4 separate regions of the Mus musculus genome follow, and all the other regions are linked to region 1. The links are chromatin loops, found by intact Hi-C in ENCODE. Cell type or tissue: gastrocnemius. All regions are shown on one strand. Links, peaks and the distances in the headings refer to the core of each region. The heading gives the core; the rest is flanking DNA. Region 1 holds the start of Gm34507 (predicted gene, 34507). Region 2 has its middle 13 kb from the start of Gm34371. Region 3 holds the start of Arid1b (AT rich interactive domain 1B (SWI-like)). Region 4 has its middle 6.4 kb from the start of Gm41517.

Region 1 (5,785 bases), core at 529-5,528:
GCAAGAACTGATGCCCTCTGGCCTCTACTCAGATGCCCGCCGTGGTACGTAAACATTATCACACACAAACACATAAATACAACCATCGTGCATGTACACACACATAGTACAAAGACACACAAACAAAAAGAAATGCTAAAAGAGTTGCTAAGAAATTTTTTTAGCCGGGCGTGGTGGCACACGCCTTTAATCCCAGCACTCGAGAGGCAGAGGCAGGTGGATTTCTGAGTTCGAGGCCAGCCTGGTCTACAAAGTGAATTCCAGGACAGCCAGGACTATACAGAGAAACCCTGTCTCAAAAAAAAAAAAAAAAAAAAAAAACCAAAAAAAAAACAAAAAGGATTTTTTTAAAGCATCTTATTATATAACTCTGTGGTATGAGCCTGAAATCAATCCTAGTGCTTGAAAGCTAGAAATAGGAGATTGCCGATATCAACCAGCCTTGGCTACATAGTGAGGTCAGGATCAGCCTGAGCTACACAAGACCCTGTTTTGAAAGACAACAAAAAGATCTTAAGGTATGAAGTATGGCTGAAGAGGAAATTTTAAGGGTTGTTGGAAAGTCAGTTAGATGATGTTTTGCTGGGGCAAACACATGAAGGAACATGGACATGGGTGTGAGAGACTAAGGCAGACTCATGAAGGAACATTTCACTGAAGCAGACACTGGAGAGAGGATGTTCTGCTAAAACAAGCATATAAAAGGACACGTGATGAAGGTTTCTTTACTAACAACATACATGTATTGGTTCTGGTGGTGTACTGCAGTTTCTTGCTGCTTCCATGGACTCAGACTGATTGGATGCACGTGCTGAAGCAAGACGTTCTGAGGCAAGGCACATGGAGGACACGTGATGTTTGGAGGGTATAAATAGGACTCCACAGAGTAACAGAGGCAGAGCGTGGCTTGCTGGTACAGCTAGCTGTGCAACACTTATGGGTCCCAAGTCTTTGCTGATCTTTGCTTCTCTGAGAAAGCAGAGCAACCAGAGCTTCTCCTGGTGTTCCTGTCGGTCCCTCCTACTGACTCTTGTTGAGGCTGAGGCCTAACTCTGTTTGCTAGGTCCTGCCACCGCTGCTGATTCCTGTTTGCTATCCTGACTCTACTAAACTGGACTCCTGGAGTATCTGTGAGGTGTTTGTGAGTGGATCAAGCTGCTGTTGCTGCTAACCTGTGACTTCCAGAAAACACAAACAGGAGTTGCTCCAAAGAACCTTTCTTAACAGGACCACTTACCCCAAATCCTTTCTTTTCTACTACCTCTGGTGGGTGGTGGGCTAAAGGGGGGAGGGGGGGGAGTAAAGCATTTAAGAACCATCACTAAAAATAAGGTTTTAAAAAATTAAAGTTGTGTGTGGTAAACAACAATTTTTAATTTTGATGGGCCCTCCATCCATCAAATTAAATTAAAGGCAGTCAACACTTTGGTTCCTATATCTATAGCTTCTATGATGGAGTCAATCCATCCATAAACAATCTTTTTTTTTCTTCTGTTTTTTTTCTCTTTTCTTTTCCTCTTCCATTTTTTTCTTTCCTTTTCTTTCCCTTTTAGATGTGACCTTGCTATATAACTCAAGCTCACCTCAGATTTGCAAGCCCTTCCTTAACCTCACCTCACTGTATGCCAACACACCCTGCTATACAGACTAAACAGTACAGCATAGTATGACATTTAGGATGTGTTAGGTATATAAACTGGAGATGATTTAAAGCAGAGTATCCAACCTTTTGACATTGTCACATGACATTGTCATCTACAAATGTGTTGTGCTACATTCTCAGTTATCATGGGCCACACATCAAACAGTTATGAAAAGCACGGTCACATTCAAAGACTATATGAAAATATTAACCATGCTGCATAAGAGACTGGGACATAAGGATTTTAGTATGGGGAGATGCTGAATAAACAATTTTATTGGGAATATCCAAGGGAAATTACACTGAAAATGCTTCTTGATCCCTTTGTATATTCTTTATAGAGATAGAAAAAAATAAAATAAAAAGCCCTCAGCATAAGAAAGCTGTGGGTGAAGAGTGAGGCCTGGCCCCCAGGAGCCCAGTAAGGAGCGGCTGAAACTCTTCTGAAGGAAAAGCCCCAGCACACGTTCCTGGGCTGCTCTCTCCATGAGGAAGGGATTGTCTTTGTTGAACATGTAAAAATTTAAATACTATTGATTCTCTTCCAACAGACCAGGCAGGCAGGAGTGAGAGAGTCTATGTGTGGGTGGGTGTGAGCGTGGCTTTAGAAAGCTGTTTTTCCTTTTTCTCTGTAGTAGGTGGAGCCATAAACCCTTCAACTGTTGTATACATACATTGCTGACCACTTGCCCTACCTACAGGGCAATAATTTTCCACTCTGTAAGGCAATCAATATGCTATCTACTACCATTCCCTTCTCCTTACCCTCACAGTTTTAAGATATTTTTAAAATTACAACTTCTTCAAAGTTTCCATTTTAAGCCTTTGGTTTTGTTCAAAGCTGTTAGTTTTCGACTTAAGGGAAAATTTTTGTTTGTTTATTTCTGCTCTCAACTGTTATAAGCCCCATAGTTTAGTTTTAAGGACTCGAGTCACAGTATACCTTATTCGTCCCCTTGTGACTGCTACTGCAGCCCTGGGTGTTTTGTATAATGCATGAGTGAGCCCCGCTTAGAAATAGAAATGCATTTTCAATAAGTATTTATTATGTTGTTCTGAGCATACAGCTTTAAATTTGCCCGCTGTAGCTTGAAGCATTACACAAACTGTTGGTCTGCCGACTGCCTCTCTGGCAGCAGCACACACAGAAAATAGATTGCTAAGGGTCTCCCCCACCCCCCTCCTCTCCCTGTCCTCTCTTCCCTCTCTCCCTCCCTTGCTTTTCCTTTTTCTCGTTTTCTCTAAACGGGTCTTGAACATTTTTTTTTAAATCTTGTGGCATTTTTAATCAACACGTATTTCCTTCCAAGACCTATGCTCCTCTATTGATTCCCATTAAAATGCTTTTCTTTTCTTTGACCCTCTCTGCTGATCGAATTTCAGATCAGCCACAGGATATGCAACTAACCTTCCGGCACTACTGAACCCAGCCGAGCGAGGGTGATCAAAAGACTTGATGCATTCATTAAACATTCCCCTCGCCCGGGCAGAAGCTCTAATGGAAGCTATCTTTTTGCACGGCATTCCCCCCCCCCCCCCGCCGCTTTTTTTTTTTTTTTTTTTTTTTTTTTGGTCTTTCCCTCCACCCTCCAAAAAGAAAAAAATTTTTTATTTTTAATTTTTATTTTATTTTTATTTATTTATTTATTTTATTTTTTTGCCTTTGATGGCAAGGGAGGGGAGGGGGGAGAACATGAGAACAAAAGAGACTTATCTTCCCCCCCCCCCGCCCCCGGCTGACGTCAGTTTGATTTTACTGACAACTATTCGAGCGTGCGGAGCAGTTGGAAGCGGCCCCAGCCACCCCCGCCCCCCCACACCTTCCACTTTGGGGAGAAAACAAGACTTTTAGCGGCTCCGGAGACGCGCCCTGAAAATGGCCCGCTCGGCAAAGGGCATCCGAGGCTTATTTGTGTGGCACGATCTTTACTGGGGCGGAAAACACGCGGCGGGGGAGGAGCGGGAACGGGCGCAGCGGGGCGGGGAGAGCCAGGAATGTTCCTTCCCGGCTGCGAGCCCGAGGACATGGGGCCGAGGAAACAGGCCCCGCCCGGCCGTCGCGAGTCCGGGCGCGGGCGGCTCCGGGCGGCTCCGGGCGGGGCGGCCGCGCGAGGGTTCCGGCCTGACCGAGCCGGGGGAGCAAGGAGCCCGCGACCCCTCCGGCGCGCGTGCGCGGTGCGGCCCTCACGCACACCACCGCCGCCACCCCTGGCCGCCGAGGCCTCCGCGACGCCTGTCTCGGCTCCGGGAACGCGGCGGGCGGGCGGCAAAACCCGGTCTGGAAGGGGGTGGGGATCACACGGCGTGGCTTAAAGGCCCCGCTCCGGCGTCCTCCACCAGGCTGGAGAAGCTGCCGAGTTCCCAGGCGGGGCCCCGGAGGCAAAGGCTCGGCCGAGGGCAAAGCCATGTCTGCGGTTGCCAGGACCTGAAGATGTATGAGCGACCTGAACCGTCTCTGGAAAAGTCATATTTTCCAGGCTTTCGTGAAGTAGTCATCGCTCCTGTTCTAAATCTGGAGGCGGCTGCGTATCTATTTCAGTGAGAGAGGAAGATGTAAAAACTAGACCGGACTCGGGGAAACGTGGGCAGCGAGTGGGGTTGGATCGCGCCTGAGGTCCACTCAGTCCCCGTGACTCCTCAGACCTGGGTGTCTTCATCAGCTTAGGGTGTGTTAGGGGGACTCAGCCGGGCGGTCATCAGCATGGCCCAGAGGCTGGGGGCGTGGCTCGGGGTAGAAGTTTGGGGTTCACCCCAGCAGCTGGGCAGAATCCCACTCACCTTTCTTTCAGAAAAAGTACTGACTTTCCCAAGTGAAAACATGTATAAAATAAGACGTCAGGTTTTCATTTGACACCTTGTATGTGCTGCTGTCTTTTTTGGTTTGTTTTGTTATTTTTGAGATGGTGGGACTGGAACCCAGAGCCCCCTGCGTGCTAAGCAACTGCAACTCTCCGCCAACTGAACTATATCCCCGATCACTGCTCTGAAATAATTTAAGTATGTGCTTGTGTTTCTAACCATCTCCAAAATGGCTGCGGAGGATCCCAGAGTATGAGTACCAAGGTTTATTATTTTGGTATCTGCCCTAGGCCCTTCGGTGTTCACCATTAAGCACGGAGTACTTTTTTCTGGATGAGTGTATGGTAGCAAGAATGAAGTCCTGAGAAGCTAGCAGAAAGATCTGTTCACTTGAACTGAGTAAGGGAGATAGGCTGGGCTTTGTGAAAGGTTGGTCTGTTGAGCAGCACGGTGGAGACCAGCCACAGATGACAGGAAAAGCCATTCCACGTTGAGTTTCCTATCAATGTGTGATAGGAACGGAATAGGGCTAAGTAATATTGTATTACACATTTACATCTCTGTATGTAATACAATAGAGAATATGGACTAACAGAAACCATGGGAAAAAAAGAAAGCAAGCAAAGAAGGCTGTAGGCAGTTTATGGGAATTTCAGAAAATTTACACGAAATGAAAAATGCCAAGAAAATTCTGGGTTGGGAGTTGGGGAGACACTAAATAGCACAATGAGGTTCTCCCTGGAAAAGGAGGAGAGAGACAAGTGTGGAACCGATGTTTTCATTAAATATCTTTGACCATTAGGATCTTTCTCACTGGTGAAGACATGAGTGGATTTAGAAACAGGGAAAGGTATTAGTCATCTCTGTTAAGAGATGAAACTCACTGGAGACAAGATAAATGCCTACCTTCAGGAATTTTAAATAAATGGTGGCAGGGTCACAAAATGGAAAGCAAGGGAATATGTAGTCAGTCATTAAAATTATAGTTCAGGGCTGGAGGGATGGCTCAGCATTTAAGAGCACCCGTTGCTTTTGTAGAGGGCTTAGCTTGGTTCCCAGCACCCGCAAGTCACCTCACAATTGTCTGTAACTCCAGCTTCAGGGACTCAGCACCAGGCACACACATGCTGCACCTACATATATGAAGGCAAAATACTCATATACATAAAATATAAATAAATAATCTTAAGCTGCACTGCAGAGCCTGAGAAGTGGCTATTAGCAAAATTCTTATTCTGCAAATACAAGCAACTGAGTTCAATTCCCAGAACCCAGATAAAAATATCGGGTGTGGTAGTGTTTGCTTCTAATTCCATCACGGAGGAGATGGAGACGAGGATCCCT
Region 2 (5,785 bases), core at 582-5,581, 130 kb before region 1:
GATGGCAGTTAGAATAGAATTAGGGTTTTTGTTTTTTGGGTTTTTTTTTAAGTGGAACCTGGGTGTTTAAGTGCTATGAGGAGGAGGTTAGCGGCCGAATGGGAGAAACCCTATACATTATGTTAACAGGAAAGAGTTCGAGGACCAGCCAAAGGTAGGCCTCTGGATCCGACTGAGCCCTACCTAGTACCTGCCAAGCCAGAAGACACCAACCAGGTCCAACAGACATACAACTTAGCTCCTACTGTCCTTTGGTCTCTCTCCCTCTGAAAAATAGCAAAGGAGTTTAGAATCCCATATTACAACCTATTTATACCATATCTTTCAGGGGGGGGTGCATCTTACAGTGGATGTAGCATAATATGCCTCATTTTAACCCCAGTGGTGTTAAGTCTGTGCAACCATTAACCACCACCCATCTCCAGAACTTCACTCTCATCTCACGCTGAAACCGGGAAGCCAGAAAATGCTCCCGGTGACCTCCGTCTCCCTCTGTCCCAGCATGTCTACCCTAACCTCCCAGAAGTACAACAGTACCGTACCTGCCCCTTTGGTGAGTGACGTCATCATTTATTAAAGCTGTTTTTCAAGGTGCAGTCACGCTGTAGCAAGATGTCAGAACTTCATTCCTTCCGTGGGTGAGTACTCTTCTAGCACATTCTTTCTGGTAGCCAGAAGAATGCAGAAAGCAAATCGGAGAGGCCGCCCTGGCCCTTGCCTTTCAGTTGAAGAGTCTAGGCTTTCCCACACAACACAGGGCAAGGAGTCACAGTCAGATCTTCCTGTTCACAGCCACAGCCCCCTCCCCTGCCTTGTGTGGGGTCCTTGGCTAACACTCCTTCAAACACTGACATAGACAGGTGCACCTTTCTCGGCAGAACATCTAATCCACCCCTCCCGGCCAAGCACCTTGTGATCCCCAAACCTGAGACTCAAACTAGGGCATAAACCAAACCTGGAAGAGCCAGCTAGGGTGTGTGCGACTTGGAGAACTATACAGACCCTTTCCAAGGTTCTTACATAGACCAGACAAGCCAACATCCTTTGGTCTCTATATCTCACTTTGCCCAGGGGTTCTAATTGGACCACAGGACTCAAGCCTGGGCACTCAAAGAAAAATACCATGGCTGTATTTCCTTCAAAGTTCTCTGCAATGGATATTCACAGAGGACCATGGTTTCTAACAAAGGTCAGCTGGAAGGACTTGGGGTTCGCTCATGGCCCTATCCTGTTAGTGTTACTGAGACGATCTGACACTCTCTAAAAGCTTCTTATACGTTGTATTCTTTTGTTTTGCATCTGCTCCGTGAGGGAATCAGGTTTTAAAGACACTCAGCTGAGATGCCCCAGCCAGGACTCCTGCCCTTGTTCTGTGACCTCAGAGCCCACGTTTGCCACAGCCTGGCTAAATCACTCCACGTTCAATATTTTCCCCTCCCACGGGTGGAAGCTGTAGAGGGATGTAGTCTTCCAGCCACAGGGGGAACTACCTTTGCTCTGCTCAGCAAACACTTCCTTTGTGCTCTCCAGACAGATGGTTTGAGAAATGACAAGTGGTTTGAGAAATGACAAGAGGATACAGCCCCCTGGAATTCACATCCAAAAAATAACTGGGGGGCTAGGGAGGGGGTTGGTAAAGTTACAAACATGAAGTTGTTCCAAGTTCAAGACCCAGCATCTACATTAAAAAGCCAGGCAGAGTGGTACACCCTTGTAAACATAGCACTGGGGTGGGGGGTGGCTAGGACAGCCACCTTGCGAGGGGGGGGGGGTCCCTGGAGTTCAGTGGCCAATTTGCCTGCTTAATCACTGAGTTCCAGGCCTGTGAAAGAACCTGTCTGAAAAAACTCAAGGTGAAGAGCCCCTGAGAAACCACACTGTGTCTGACCTCTGATCTCCAAAAGTATGCAAACCTACACATACACACACACACACACACACACACACACACACACACACACTAAAAAATATTAGTGGTGGGGGTAATCAAGTTATATCTATAGATGTTGGAATAAGCTGAGATTTGGGCTATATAGCTGTTTTCTGGTATGCTCTGAGAGAATTATTTGTGAGATATCATTCAGGTGGACTATCAATCACCTACATTCTTAGTAACATGTTAAGACCAAACATCTCCACGCTTGCCTCATTGCTGCTGAGACATCTGACGTTCCAAGAGGTCTTGTCCCTTGTTCCAGTAACTTTAACTGTGGGTTGGGGATATTACCTGGGGAAGGAAGGGAGCAGTCAAGACTCTAGCCATAATGTGTTTTACAAACACACGGAGTGTTTGCAGAAACTATCCTTACCCTGGAACCACTGTGGGGAACACAGCAGGAAGCCTGGGTCCATCTTGTTTTATATTCTAAACACTGAGTGCCCTTGCATGATAATAATTTATAGAAAATAAAGCCATACTCAAAGAATGCTGTGTGCCTAAAAAAGGATTAAAGCCTGTCTCAGTGGGCCAAGAGCTTTTTGCAATTACAGCTGCTCCCCATCCTGGGCCATATTTGCCAGTTTCAGAACAAACTAGAGCTGTTTGTGTTGGGCCTTGGTCTGGGGAACCAATAGACTCGGGGTGGAAGGCGACAAGGACGTTTTCTCTCGTTTTCTCTTAACCTGAGAAGACTTGGGAAGAGGTGTTCCCCGTGAACAGTGTTGGCTTTCAATATCTCTGTACCCTAAGAGTTGGGAAACGAACTCTCAGAGCTAATGCCCACTGTTACTCTCAGGATAGCTCTTAGATCACATTCTGAAGGAAGTTGAGGGCACAGGTAGAGAAAAAATATTAGTGGTGGTGGTAATCAAGTTATATCTAGGGCTTGCTGGACTTAGATTTTGGAATAAGCTGAGATTTGGGCTATATAGCTGTTTTCTGGTATGTAGAACTGAACGAGGCCAGATATGACATCCCTACATGGGTGGGGCCAAGGAATCTCAAACTGAGCGTGCTCAGACCTAGCCCACGTGGACAGAGATAGTTCTCTATTTCACCTTTGAAATACTGACTCTCTTTTCTCCACCTCCTCCTTTATCTCTTCAGCCAGGGATCATCACCTGCCTGAAGGCCTCTGAGCTCACTCCTGGCCCTTCCACCCACATCAGTGCATCTCCGCACTCCCCACAGGTGCCTGAAATGCCTGCTCTCCTTTAAGCCTCTTTCTCTTGGCCCTAATCCTGACTCCTTGTCCCTTGCTTACTCAAGCTCATGGAGACCTGCTGTCCCCTCACAGAGGCTGGGCCTTGGCTCCGTGACTGTGATCAAAGACAGCAATCAGGATCATCTGGGGCTCTTTGGCCTCTGATATGAGAAAGGCATGTCCCAGATTTGAGGGATGCCCTCAGCTAAGTCCCACAGTGAAGCCCTAAGGCCTGTGACTGCAGATGACATAGAGGGAGCTGGGACATGAGATAAAAACAGTCATCTGTCCCTGGGAAGCCCTGAGATTTTTTTGTTCTCCCTCCTGTTTGTTACACAGTGTTGCTGTGTATGACTGCTAACTATCTCATGAGGTTGCTTGCTACTTGTAGAGCAAAATCCAAGCTCCATACGCTGATACCCAAGCCTACTTTCAGCACCTTACATAGCCTTGCCTCACCACGTGAGGAATCTGCTCAGCTCTTCAGCCACGGGCTTCTGTTAAGTCAGTGACCACGTTAGACTTCAGCAGAAGAGCAGCTCCGATAAGCAAAGAACCCCTGACCCCTTAGCCAACCTGGCACCCGCCTGTTCTCTGCAGAGTACACTGGGGTTGTAGCTTGCAATTTGCTTGGACATTTGATTGCTATCCCTGCCGTCCTTATAATGTTTGTCATACTTGGGGGGGTTGGTGGTGGTGGTGGTGGTGGTGTGGGGTTTTTGTTTCTGTTTGGTTTTTGATTTTTTGGTTTTGTGGGTTTGTTTTGTTTTGATTTGGGTTTGTTTTTTAGATTTGGTTTGGTTTGCTTGCTTATTTAATGCCTATTCCCCCAGGCTAACAATGCACTCTCAAAGTCTCAAAGAATACTTGGTAATCCTTGGGTCCAAGAGCTAGCACGTGTACTGACTCATAGTAGGTCTTCAGTACACTTTGTGAACCAAAGGGGAAAGACTAAACACCTTGAAAGAGGGGTATGAAAACAGAGTAACTGTTAATTGTTCAACTGGTAATGTGCCGGGCCCCCTGATGAGATGCTTGCATTTAACAGAAGACAGTAACCAGGTTACAGTTGACTGGATACCTCTCTTCTATATCAGGCCACCTCTGTCTCTGGAGAGAGGTGAAACCATTCCATATTCCCGTGGTAGGTGGTCTGGGCGCAGAGGGCATGGGACATTTGGGAACATCTGGAGGCTTGCTGGGACCAGGGAGCATTAGAATGACTAAGTGGACTTCTGCCCATTCCAAAGGGTTCTCCACCTGGAAGAGTCTTGACCTTCTGATTTGCAAAGCATTTTCCTTGAAGGGGCAAGAAATGAAGAGAAGATATAAGCCCCAAGTAAAGGCCTGAAAGGGTCAGAGGCCATCTGTCTCCCCACGTTCTTTAGCTATGCCCCCCACCCAGTTGCTCCCTCTCACTGGCAATGTCCATTCTTCACTTTGCCACCTCTTCCATCCCAGCAACCGCCATCCCAGACACCACAGCCCAGCGTATCCTTTTTAAATGCCGCATGTCAGCTTCGTTCAGTAAGTAGGGGAGCACAGAGAGGAAATGGGACCCTCGTTTCCATTCGGGTCACAATTAAGTTCATTCAGCCTGCAGAATGAGATTACAGCATGGCACAAGTTTGTAGGGGAGAAGGGGGCTTCTCACAGAAACACTGAAATCTCCCAAGCTCGTCCTCAGAGCAGCTCTTGGTACTCTCAAGACTTGAGCCCTACAGTCCCCCCTCCAGGCCCATATTCTTAACCCCAGCCCCTTCCAAGACACAGATGGCACCAAGGCTGCATCGGTGTGAAGGAGGGATGGTCTGCTTTAGGCCTTAAACTGAAAGGATTACAACTTGAACTGGAATTTCATTGCCAACAAGATCATTTTTTCAGACTACCATGACAGCTCAGCCATGTGCCTTAATACAGCAGCAAGTTCAGTACCCCTAGAACCCACAAAAGAGCTAGGCACAGTGGCAGTGTATAACCTCAACCCTGGGGAGGTAGAGAGAAGAGGCTACCTGGGGCTTAGTAGGCAGCCAGGCTAGCCGACTCCCTGAGTTCCAGACCAGTGAGAGATTTCATCTCAGAAACAAAGTGGATGGCACCTGAGGAATTAGACCCAACATTGTTGTCTGGCCTCTACACACACACACACACACACACATACACACACACACACACACCTCCTTTTCCAGGGGTCCAAACAGGAAAAAAAAGGATAGCCTGTAAGAGGCCAGTGTTGGTTAGTGAAGATGAAATGGGTCAAAGGTCAAGGAAACAGAAGATTTGGATGAAAATTAGGTCCAACAGGAGCATCATGGCAGGGAGGGTACCACTAAGCAGGTTTGCAGCCTGCACTACCAAGGCAGCATGCGTCTTCAACTGTCTTCTCTTCCCCTTGGCAGTTGGGCCATTTCATTTTACTGATGTCACAGGCTAAGTTGTGTCTCCACCCCTATCCTATTAGCCTGCCCCATGCTCTTGTTGGAAGTCCCAATCACTGATACCTTGGAATGTGAGCCCTTAAAAAGAGAGGGCCTTTAGAAGAAAATTAAGACGAGGCCCCCAGGGTGGGCTCTAATCCTGTACATGTGGCCAAAGCTGTTATAAGAAAAGGTTGTAACACAGACACACAGAAAAGAGGCCAC
Region 3 (5,785 bases), core at 249-5,248, 87 kb after region 1:
TATTTTATGACAGACCCCGACTACCCAACCAAGTCCTGTGTGCTTTGTGCTCCTGTACTCCTGCAGGCTGCTGTGCCTTCTGTCTGCTTTTAGGGTGTGGCATCTGCCACTGGGGAGGAAAAGTGGCATGTGTGGCCCTTTATAGCAGGTTGATTTCCTGGTGCTGGGTGCCTCTATTTTATTGCCTCTTGGTTCCACTCTTTTAGTTGACTTGAGGTTAAATGAGATTTTACTCACATAATTCTCTCTCTCTCGTTCTTTCTTTTACTTTCATGGTTTTGACATGAAAAAGAAAATATTTCTAAGAAATAGGCCAGAACTGAACTTGGTGACTCATTTTCTCTTTTAGGCACGGTTGTGAAAATAAGTCACAACATATGGCTTGTCTAAATTGACTTTGATATATTCTACTTGTTTGAAAAAAAACATGCACTTTTATGATTCTATGTATATATTTAGTTTGGCTGTAAATGTCTAAAAGCATAAATATGTGATTGATTTTAGAATATGTCGATAGACATATACACAAAACAGGCATATATTTCTATTTGTGTATGAAAAACTTTAAAAATCCAAAATGTGGTATAGCCCCTAATTAGTACATATTCAAATATAGAAAGAGAAGCTCGAGGGGGGAAATGTCAAAAAGGCACGGTTAAAAGAAGACGTAGTAAGTACCCAAGGAGCTAAAGGGATCTGCAACCCTATAGGTAGAACATTATGAACTAACCAGTACCCCGGAGCTCTTGACTCTAGCTGCATATGTATCAAAAGATGGCCTAGTCGGCCATCACTGGAAAGAGAGGCCCATTGGACTTGCAAACTTTATATGCCCCAGTACAGGGGAACGCCAGGGCCAAAAAGTGGGAGTGGGTGGGTAGGGGAGTGGGTGGGAGGGTATGGGGGACTTTTGGGATAGCATTGGAAATGTAAATGAGGAAAATACCTAATAAAAAGTATTAAAAAACAAAAAGAAGATGTAGTGTTTGGCAAAACCTGAGGAATGACTTGTCATACACTCGCCTATGGCTGTCACTCCGTCACACACATGGATATATTCCCTGCTCCCCAGCTGTTTCTATAGGGTCATGGACTGTCCCTATACTCTACAGTGACCCTGGGGTATATATACCTGCTTCTCTTCTCTCCATTTAGTCATTACTACAGCCCACTCAATATCTAGAATTTTCTGTTTAGCCATGTAAAATATTTACACTTGGCCTAGCACACAACCAAGGCAATTGACATAAGCTAAAATAGTTTTTTCAAGCGGCTAAAGAATGATTTTGGAAAAGTACAGTGCACCGGAATCTAGCATATTCCTTCAGCCTGACCTCTGGGAAGCTTTGGTTTCAAATGCGTTCTCTCACACAAATCAGTCCACTCTAGCATAACTGAGCTGTTGCTTAGGTAAAGAAGTCTGGATACCAGAGGCAGTCAGAGATTAGTTACTCCATGATAATAATGTGTAAAACATTATTCTGCTAAAACAATAGGCACCTTTTAAAAACTGGGCAAGTACTGCATATTTCTGCTTTGGGATTAGACTGTTTGCATTATTATTGATTTTATGTTTATTAAATACATCTATTTGGTTTTGTTTCCCATTACTTAGAAGTGAACTCATATCAAGAGGGTTAATTGCACACATTAACCTCTGAAATATGATGAAAGTCGTCCTTAGATTTATGAAGACCCAAGATAAACCTTAGCCGGCACTGGTTTTGCACCAATGGTTAAACGTCCCCTGAATGCTGTGTGGAGCTAACACTACACACTCGAGGACACCCAAACGCATTATAAGAAAAATACTCCATGGGGAACGCTAGGAGTTTTCATACCTACTTCCGGTGCCTTTAAAAAGAGTTATATAAACACCACCTTAGATCGGAGTGGTGAATCATAAGCAATTATTGAGTGCCTGCTGTGTACACGGCACAGCAGTCTTTGCTGCTTAACCTTCACTTAAGTCTTTCATAATTTCTCAGTTGGATGAAGTTGTGGGAATTAAGCCGATGGCCTGAAATTCAGGCGCAGAGGCCAAGGTTGTGAAAAATTACATAACTCCTGAGAGAGACCGAGTGCTTTTGCCCGGCCTGCCTGAGTGTTTCTCTTCTCCACCGGCTCCTCGCCACCTCTGAGGCCCAACAGACAACTTTGCTTCCCAGCCCCTTCTCCCTCTTTTGTCTGCTCTTCAGACTCGTTTTCCACCTTCGTACCGCTCCCTTTAGACGTGAAAACAAACACAGGGCCGCGCGCGGGTTGGCAGGGAGACCGGAGGCACGAGGGGACCGAGCAGCTTCGGGCCCCGAGCGCCGGCAGCCGGTTCCCCCCCCCCTCCCCTCGCTCCCCCGGGCCGGGCCCTCCGCGCCAGGCCGGGCGAGACCAGCCGGGTGAGCGGGGCGAGCTGGCGGGCGAACGTGCGCTCAGCGGCGGCGCCCGGGGCCGAGTCCAGTCCGCGTTTTGCGAGTGCGCAGCAGCCCTCGGAGAGAAGCGGATAATAGTTGCTCCGGCTCGCTCGGCTCCCTCACGCCGCGCTGGGCCCGATTAGGCTCAGGCAAGTCGTGCATTTCCCCCCCCCCCCCATATCCGGGTTAGAGAGGGGGGAAAAAGAGAGAGAGAGAGAGCGAGCGAGAGTGAGGGAGGGAGAGAGAAAAGTTTCATTGCAAGCGGAACTAAAAAACTTTCCGCCCGTTCAGGCCGTAGCGGGCGCGAGCCCCCGAGCGCAAAGGCGCGCCCCCGGCGGGCGGCCCGGGGCTGCGGGGGGTGGGGTGGGGAGGGCACCGCGCTTCCCCGCGGGCCGCGTGGATGCGCGCAGGAGGGGCGGCCGGCTGCGAGTGGGGACATTGTCTCCCCCCACCCCGCCCGGCCGCGCCACGCCGCGGCGATCATGGCCGCGCGGGCAGCAGCGGCGGCGCGGGCGCGGGCGGGCAGCGGCGAGCGGCGGGCGCCCTCGGGGCCGCGGCCGGCGCCCGGGGCCCGGGACCTGGAGACGGGCGCGCGCGGCGCGGTGGCGGCTCCGGGCCCCATCCTGGGGGGCGGCGACGGCGGCCTGAATAATGTGCACCACCACCCCCTGCACCCCCGTCACGACCTGAACATGGCCCATAGCGCGAGCGCCGCGGCGGCCGCCAGCTCCAACAGCGCGCAGAGCGGCCGCTCCGAGGCGGCTCTCAAGGAGGGTGGAAGCGCCGCCGCGCTGTCCTCCTCCGCCGCCGTCGCGGCCTCTTCCTCCTCGGCGGGCCCCGGCTCGACCATGGAGACCGGGCTGCTCCCCAACCACAAACTGAAAGCCGTTGGCGAGGCCCCCGCTGCACCGCCCCATCAGCAGCACCACCACCACCATGCCCACCACCACCACCACCACCATGCCCACCACCTCCACCACCTCCACCACCACCACGCACTACAGCAGCAGCTAAACCAGTTCCAGCAGCCGCAGCCGCCGCAGCCACAGCAGCAGCAGCCGCCGCCACCGCCGCAGCAGCAGCATCCCACTGCCAACAACAGCCTGGGCGGTGCGGGCGGCGGCGCGCCTCAGCCCGGCCCGGACATGGAGCAGCCGCAACATGGAGGCGCCAAGGACAGTGTCGCGGGCAATCAGGCTGACCCGCAGGGCCAGCCTCTGCTGAGCAAACCGGGCGACGAGGACGACGCGCCGCCCAAGATGGGGGAGCCGGCGGGCAGCCGCTATGAGCACCCGGGCCTGGGCGCGCAGCAGCAGCCCGCGCCGGTCGCCGTGCCCGGGGGCGGCGGCGGCCCAGCGGCCGTCTCGGAGTTTAATAATTACTATGGCAGCGCTGCCCCTGCTAGCGGCGGCCCCGGCGGCCGCGCTGGGCCTTGCTTTGATCAACATGGCGGACAACAAAGCCCCGGGATGGGGATGATGCACTCCGCCTCTGCCGCCGCCGGGGCCCCCAGCAGCATGGACCCCCTGCAGAACTCCCACGAAGGGTACCCCAACAGCCAGTACAACCATTATCCGGGCTACAGCCGGCCCGGCGCGGGCGGCGGCGGCGGCGGCGGCGGAGGAGGAGGAGGCAGCGGAGGAGGTGGAGGAGGAGGAGGAGCAGGAGGAGCAGGAGGAGCAGCGGCAGCGGCAGCAGGAGCCGGAGCTGTGGCGGCGGCGGCCGCGGCGGCGGCGGCAGCAGCAGCAGCAGCAGGAGGAGGCGGTGGCGGCGGCTATGGGAGCTCGTCCTCGGGGTACGGGGTGCTGAGCTCCCCGCGGCAGCAGGGCGGCGGCATGATGATGGGCCCCGGGGGCGGCGGGGCCGCGAGCCTCAGCAAGGCGGCCGCCGGCGCGGCGGCGGCGGCGGGGGGCTTCCAGCGCTTCGCCGGCCAGAACCAGCACCCGTCGGGGGCTACACCGACCCTCAACCAGCTGCTCACCTCACCCAGCCCCATGATGAGGAGCTACGGCGGTAGCTACCCCGACTACAGCAGCTCCAGCGCGCCGCCGCCGCCGTCGCAGCCCCAGTCCCAGGCGGCGGCGGGGGCGGCGGCGGGTGGCCAGCAGGCGGCCGCGGGCATGGGCTTGGGCAAGGACCTAGGCGCCCAGTACGCCGCTGCCAGCCCGGCCTGGGCGGCCGCGCAACAAAGGAGTCACCCGGCGATGAGCCCCGGCACCCCCGGACCGACCATGGGCAGATCCCAGGTAACCCCCGCGCCCGGCCGGGCCTGCTTCCGCCCGGGCCTCGCGCCGCGAGCCCGACTTTCTTTCTTCGCCGGGTACTTTTCCCGGCGGTTGGCGGGGGTGGCGGGGGCGCGGCGCCGCCGGGCCGGGGCCGGAGCTGGCGGGGCTGGGGAGCCGGGGTGTCCCGCGCCCTTGCTGCGCGCTGCGCTCCCGTGCCAGGCCCGGGACGGGACCTCGGTGCCCCAGGCCGCGCCCGCCCGGGGAGGGCTCTCGGGGCAGCGGGCTCCGGGGCCCGGCTTGACTCCGCCGGCGCCCACGGTGTGCCCTGAGTGGGCGCGGGGAGAGAGGAACTTTCTCTCTTCGGGCCTCGGTCGGTTTCCCATTCCCCTTGCGAGGAGGAGGCAGGGGGAAAAAAAAAACCAAAAAAAAAAAAAAAAAAAAACCCAAAAACCGAGGTTAGCTTTGTGACAGCCGTGGCTGGTGGAGTTTGGATGTTTACCAGCAAGAATAAGACCCAGATTTACAACGGGCGGAGGCGAAATATTGTAAAATAACATCGATTCGTTCCTAAGAATAGCTGGGGAGAGATCCATTATGGGGCTAAGGGCTCCTTGGAAGGAGTCACCTTCAACCGGGAGGCGATGTTGAAGGAATAGATTCCGGATCGATGGAACTTATTTTGATCATGGGTTAGGTTTTCCTTTTTTATTCAGCAAACCTAGTAAGGTAGTAGGCCAGAGAAAATGGGTCGTTGTGGATCGTATTTGAGTGGATTTTCTTGATTTTGCTGTCTCCCAAGTCCAACAGCGTTGTTAGGAAGTGTCTTGCGCTCTGGCTGTTTCTTGCTAGTAGGCTGAGCCTAAAGACTGACTTGATCTCTCCTTTGCAAGGTTTGGAATTTGAATTGTGGAGGTAAACTGGCTGTAATAGTCTCCAGACAGCTGCCTCTGAGTTGACATCTAATCTGCCATCTGATTGGCTCCCCTCTCACCATTGGGCATTTAGCACTGCTGATGTAAATAGAAGTGCGGAGCAGTACAGTCACAAAAATTCCTGACACAAATAATAACTGAACTCTATTCCAAGCACATGGAAGATTGAATACTATTTAGAGCTTAAATTGTTATGAATCATAGTTAGTAATAAAGGATT
Region 4 (5,785 bases), core at 526-5,525, 67 kb after region 1:
GTGGCTTTACGATAAAATAAAGTTAATGTGTTTTTATAAACTAATTTGAAAAAGTCATAATTATATGCAGTACTTTCTCATTTCACTTGCCTCCTGCTGTAGCCATTGGTGATAGAACGGCGAAGGCAGAGAATGGAAGAAAACATGATTGTGCCCACCCCCCTTTCTTTTTAAAATCACACTTATTTGTGTTTTCTGGAGTGGTGGTACAAATGGGGGCCGAAGGACAACTCCTAGGTGTCAACTCTCTCCCACCATGTGGCTCCTGGCCTTGAGCTGAGCAGCCTCAGTCGCAAGAAGCATCTCACTGGCCCCAGCCCATACCCTGAAGCTTTCTCCTACCAGGATTCCAGTTCTAAAAGACTCCCCTAATTCTAAAGAGAAGAACATAGACCAGAAGGACTTCACCTCATTTCACGTCGGTTATACACTGAGAAAAGTGGAAATAGTCACACTGTCGAGCATGGCTTAGGCAGACTAAGAAAGTATCTGAAATACACTGATTTCTGCATTTTCTGCTATTGGACTCGATATGCAGAAAGGAAAACAAACCAGAAGGGCAGAAACTGAGTGCTTAATAGCTATTTTAATTTATCCCTCTTCTTTCCCTGTTTGATCAAATTCTCCTGCACACTCTTTTGCAGATTAAAGTTTATTTTCACAGGCAGTACCTCGGTTGAAGCTGCTTTTCAATCAGAGGAGGATGGATTAAACTGCCCTCCTCCTAATTGCTTCGTGAAGCCTTGCCTTCCCTGTATCTCACTAGAGTTTCTTAAGAAATGAGGCACTTATGTATCCCGAGGGCTTAAACAGCGCTTTCTGAGTTGGAGGGGAAAGGAGGGCGCCTGCTGCATTAATCATTGAGTCCCATCAATCAGGCCTCCAATCCAGCTCCCAATCCATGCAGGAGAGGAGTACCTGGGGAATGTCTCCCTCTTTGCAAGCTGTCATGGAGGCTTGCAAAAATAGATGTTTACATGCAAACAAAGTTATTTTAATGTAACATAATGCTTGGGCATACGGTGTATAATATCCTACAAAATATCATACCAGTTCCTTAGCCAGACTATTTGCTTCCTGCCTACTCCCAACTTTTCTGCTTATTGGCGGCAAGCATGAATGTTTTAAGGGACAATTTGGTTCCAGACCCATTTTCAAAGATGATAATAGGCTCGGTGACTAAGAGTACTTGCAGCTCTTCCAGAAGACCCAGGTTCAATTCCCAGCACCCACAATAAATCCAGTTTCCTGATTCCAGTTCCCAAAGGGTCTCCTGCCTTCTTACCAGGCATGCAAGTAGTGCACAGATGTACATACGTGCAAAACATAAGATAATTTTTAAAAATTGAAGAGAAAGGACATAAAGGGACAGCATGGTCTCTGTCGCATAACCAACATGTTCATTCATGGATAGTTCAATGAACAAATTGTGGTGCTTGGACACAATGAAACACTTATAGAATTATAAGAACAGCCGTGGGACTCTACAGTTATTAACACAAAAGATGCAGGGTGTTTTCAATAGCAGAAGCCGTTCGTGAAAGTGCTTTGTAATGTCGACTCCCATCTCCTGTTTAATCATCTACTCAAGTGTTTAATGGTGCCCGGTGGTGGTGGCGCACGCCTTTAATCCCAGCACCTGGGAGGCAGAGGCAGGCGGATTTCTGAGTTCGAGGCCAGCCTGGTCTACAAAGTGAGTTCCAGGACAGCCAGGGCTATACAGAGAAACCCTGTCTCAGAAAACAAAACAAAACAAACAAAAAACAAAACAAAAAAAAATCTTATGGTAATCTTTTTTTTTCTTTTTGTGTGTGTGTGTAAACCTAGGCATGTTTGCATGTGTGCACAGGCTTGTGTAGGTCCATTGCCTGTGTTTGTGAGACCCAGTGCTGATGGCAATCAGAAATCTTCCTTGATCACTTTCTACCCTGCATAGAGGCAAGGTCTCTTGCTCAACCTGAAGCTCCAGGTTCAGTTAGCCCTGTGCTAGCCCACTCACTCCAGGGATTCCTATCTCCAGATTCAACTTCAGCATGCTGGGATAGCAGATGGCCACCATGCCCACCCAGCTTTTATGTGGGTACTAGGGATTTGAACTCTGGTCGTCCCTCTTGCACAGCAAGCTCTTTACCCACTGAGCCATTTCTCTAGCCCTCCTGTCACCGTGAAGTGCCAATGTTAGTTTCCAAAATGATAGTCTTTCTAAAATATCTTTTTAGTATTTGAATTTCTGGCCACACTGCATTATGATATAAAATAGGCCGTGGGTGATGTGTAAAATGCCCAGCACTTCGGGGACTGGATGATTTATTTGAGTCTACCTGCCTCTGTTATTTTTGAGACAATGTTGGGTACATGCAAATTCAGGATTGTTATAATTTCTTAGCGGTTGTTATAATAATTATTATTAACATTACCATTAGTGTGTGTGTGCATATGTGTGCATGTGTGTGTGCATGTGCGTGTGCGCGTGTGTGTGTGTGTATGTGTATGTGTAGGGATGTCCGTGCAATAACGCTGCACAGAGGGCAGAGGACGGCTTATGGGAACTGGCTCTTTCCTTCTATTCATGGCTCTCAGAGACTGATTTCAGGTGCTCAAGATTATGCAGCCACTCTTTTTTCTTTCTTTCTTTCTTTCTTTTTAATTTAATGATGACCCTCTTAGGCTGAATGTTGGTGCCTAAAGTATATTAAACATAATTGATATGCCACCACCTTTACCAGCTTAGTATTTATCTGGCTTTTATTTCCCATAGTTCTTTCTCCTGCAGATGTGAAGGTTCATGAAATGGCTCTATCGCAGTTCAGGTGATCTCTATTTTGAAGCAGATGGGCTCGTTTGCATTTGTTACAACTGCTAATTTTGTATTTATTTCCAGCATCTTAGTTTATGTTTTCTATTTGCCTTTTTTTAATCTTTAAATTACACTCACTTTTGTATGTGTGCAGGTGCGTGTGCACATGTGTGTGGGGAGCCATAAGCATGGCTGGAACACAAGGAAGTCGCTCCGTTCCTTCCTCACCAGTGGGATGCAGCCGGACCCACTAATGATTATTTTCACGATCTTGTTTATCCTCTTTTGATCTCAGAGCTATCATTTGGAATCGGATCTTCCAACTCGCGTGGATCAGCCCAGGCTCCGGAGGAAGCAACAGCTTCAGAGGGGCTTTAGGTACTGGGTCCCAGTGTCCCAGCGACACTCTGCTTTCTGCGGACTCTGTGGAACATGAATGTTATCCCCAGGAGGAGAGTCCAGCCAATTTGTGGCTCCACTCCCAGCTCAAGAGCCATGTGACTTGGCTACATAGCTCCCTTGGCACACCCCGCTGCCAAGAACAGCCCTGGCAAGGTAGGTCTGAGTGAAACACGGGGTGTGGTTTAAAAAAAAAAAAAATGCAGTTGGCCTGACTGGCTTGCTGTGACGGTGACTTCAAAAGACTGGAGCGATCTGTGGACTCAGCGCCATCAGCAGTAATGAGTTGAGAAGCTAAAATAAACTTTTCTCAAACATAGCTGATACAACAACAACAACAACAACAACAACAATCTCCCCCCACCACCACCACCACCAAAAAAATAAAACAGTTTAACCATATTAGAAAAAAACTGTTTATTTAAAAGGCTGACCTGTCTTTCTAGCTTAGTTCTTCTATTTTAAAGCCGTGGTCATAGTAAGGGTGGTGGTTTCAAAGAGCATGTGCCTAAAAAGTGTAAGGAGTACCATGAACTACAGGGAGGCTTGTTAACTCTAATTAAAATAAAAAATAAAAATTAGGCCAGGCACAGTGGTACATGTCTTTAATCCTGGCACTGAAGAGGCAGAGGCAGGTGGATCTCTGTGTGTTCGAGACCAGTTTGGTCTTTTGTTTGTTTGTTTGTTTTTTCGAGACAGGGTTTCTCTGTGTAGTCCTGGCTGTCCTGGAACTCACTCTGTAGACCAGGCTGGCCTCGAACTTAGAAATCCGCCTGCCTCTGCCTCCCACCGTTTGGCACTTATAATGAGTTCTAGGAAAGTGAGGAGTACAGAGCGAGACCCTGACTCTTACTCTTAATTAATTAATTAATTAAAAATAAAGTTACATTATTGAGTTTTGTGAGATTTTATAACATTTAACTGTAATTGAAGTTAGTGTTTGTTATAGTGCCTATTTGTATGCTAAATGAGCCTAGCCTTTGTGCCTGACTTCTATTGGAGTGTGCCTGGATTATTACTTTAGGAAGCTACTGCTACTTTAGACTACACAACAGTTGTAGCCCTCTTTTTGTTCTGTTTCTTTTTGCTTGCTTGTCTGACAAACTTCTGTTACTTCTGTTTGCTTGTTTTGTCTCGACAGCCACCCCACCCCACCCCCGCCCGCTTGGCCGCCCAGCCCTAGATTCCAGGCCTTGGGTACCTGGGCTTTTCCTACAGTGGTGGGCTTCATGCAGGTCTTCACACTTCCAGAAGAAGCATTTAACTGACCGAGCCATCCCAGATCTTTGTGATTCTTCCCTTTTCTGTGTTCAGTTTTGGTTTTGAGGCAAAGTATCTCACTGTCCTGGAACTCTCTGTGTGAGCTAGGCTGGCCGGCCTGTGAGCTGAGGGGTCTGCCTGCCTCCTGCCTCCCTCTCTCCAGGGCTGATATTAAAACCCAGGATGCCACACCAAGCCTTTGCACGTGGGTCCTGAGGATACACAACTTGAATCCTTAGGTTTTCCAGGCATGGCTTTACTAACTGAGCCATCTCCCTGGCCTCAGAAAATAATATCTTTTTTAAATTATCAAAGTTATAAAGAATAATAAAGATCCAGACATGGCAAGGCACACCTGTAATCAGGGAGGTGCAGGCAAAAGTTCAGGGCCAAGGAAGAGAGAGGGAGGAGATCTCCATGAATCTGAGGCTATCGTGGTCCACAGAGTGAATTTCAGTCAGCCAGAGGTATAAGTAAAATCGAGTTTTTCTTCCCAACCGCTTAACTCCCAGAAATAAAGACTCGATAATTGTTTACTGATAAATGTGTATGCCATAAGCTTTGGCTTACTCTCCAACTAACTCTCAACTTATTATCCTCTAATTCTAAGCTAGATTCAGCTACATGGCTGGTTCCCTCTCCTTATCTTCTTACATCCATCTCCTTGGCAACCCCAAAAACCTCCCATGTTCGTCTATCCCAGAATTCTCTGTATCCCTGCTGGATGTTCCACCTCCTATTTCCTGCCTCAGCTCATTGGCTGTAAGCTTTATTTATTGGCAGGTGATGCTTGTAAGAGAGCCTCTCTACAATCCTTCACTACGTGGCATGTTTGAGACCAGCCTTTGGGCTGATCCTACATAAGATCCTATCTTAAAAGAGAGGTGGTGGGGGAGAGGGAGGGGAAGAAAAATGGACAAAAGAACAACAGAAGAGCCCGAAGCACATTATTTCTGCACCAGCATCCTCACATCACATGGAAGAAGATGGTGAAGCTTGTGAATCATTACTTTTAACTCCCAGTCTTCACATCATCCTGTATCCACCATCGCTGGTTATTGTGGCTTTGACTCTACGGAGGTCTCACACAGCAGCCTTGCTATGTGTGGTGTTAGCTGATGCATCATTTCGTAGATGCTGTGTATGTTTTCTGCTTGCTGCTGCTGCCACCCAGATTGCAATCCTGAGTTTCCCTTATGTTGTTGGGCATGGCTATAATTTATTCATACTCGTTGCTAAATAGTATTCCACCACCTGTCTTTTACTGTTCTGTCAGTGGACATTGATCAGCTTCTAGCTCTTTCCCGGGAGCTATAGTGCTGCTCTGAG

Evidence for each region. A loop is a pair of places that touch in the nucleus more often than their neighbours do. Peaks named below come from ENCODE experiments on the same cell type or tissue, not always from the same donor. Only the 100,000 strongest peaks of a DNase experiment are listed, where the experiment ranks them.
Region 2: a loop joins it to region 1, with 2.6 times the contacts of the local background. A loop is called at or near these places in 14 of 42 quality-filtered maps.
Region 3: it touches region 1 in a loop (13-fold over the local background); 25 of 42 quality-filtered maps call a loop at or near these places.
Region 4: a loop joins it to region 1, with 2.6 times the contacts of the local background. A loop is called at or near these places in 7 of 42 quality-filtered maps.

Annotation. Positions count from the first base shown.
Region 1 is chr17:4,904,492-4,910,276 of GRCm38, forward strand. Gm34507 (predicted gene, 34507) reads left to right here and starts at 3,831. Exons shown (of 3, transcript NR_166049.1): 1 at 3,831-4,180. In gastrocnemius, for the core only: CTCF peaks have their summits at 3,075 and 3,274; DNase peaks (open chromatin) are centred at 2,177, 2,812, 3,082, 3,772 and 1 more place; H3K4me3 peaks cover 2,198 bases; H3K27ac peaks cover 3,628 bases.
Region 2 is chr17:4,778,618-4,784,402 of GRCm38, forward strand. No RefSeq gene overlaps it. Among named protein-coding and RNA genes, the nearest start is that of Gm34371, 13 kb to the right of the region's middle. In gastrocnemius, for the core only: no CTCF peak of the experiment used is centred there; a DNase peak (open chromatin) is centred at 3,226; H3K27ac peaks cover 248 bases.
Region 3 is chr17:4,991,839-4,997,623 of GRCm38, forward strand. Arid1b (AT rich interactive domain 1B (SWI-like)) reads left to right here and starts at 3,236. Exons shown (of 20, transcript NM_001085355.1): 1 at 3,236-4,654. The coding sequence starts at 3,257. In gastrocnemius, for the core only: a CTCF peak has its summit at 4,530 (motif pointing right); DNase peaks (open chromatin) are centred at 2,472, 2,826, 3,148, 3,484 and 2 more places; H3K4me3 peaks cover 3,825 bases; H3K27ac peaks cover 4,274 bases.
Region 4 is chr17:4,971,639-4,977,423 of GRCm38, forward strand. No RefSeq gene overlaps it. Among named protein-coding and RNA genes, the nearest start is that of Gm41517, 6.4 kb to the left of the region's middle. In gastrocnemius, for the core only: no CTCF peak of the experiment used is centred there; DNase peaks (open chromatin) are centred at 3,313 and 4,502; H3K4me3 peaks cover 355 bases; H3K27ac peaks cover 1,250 bases.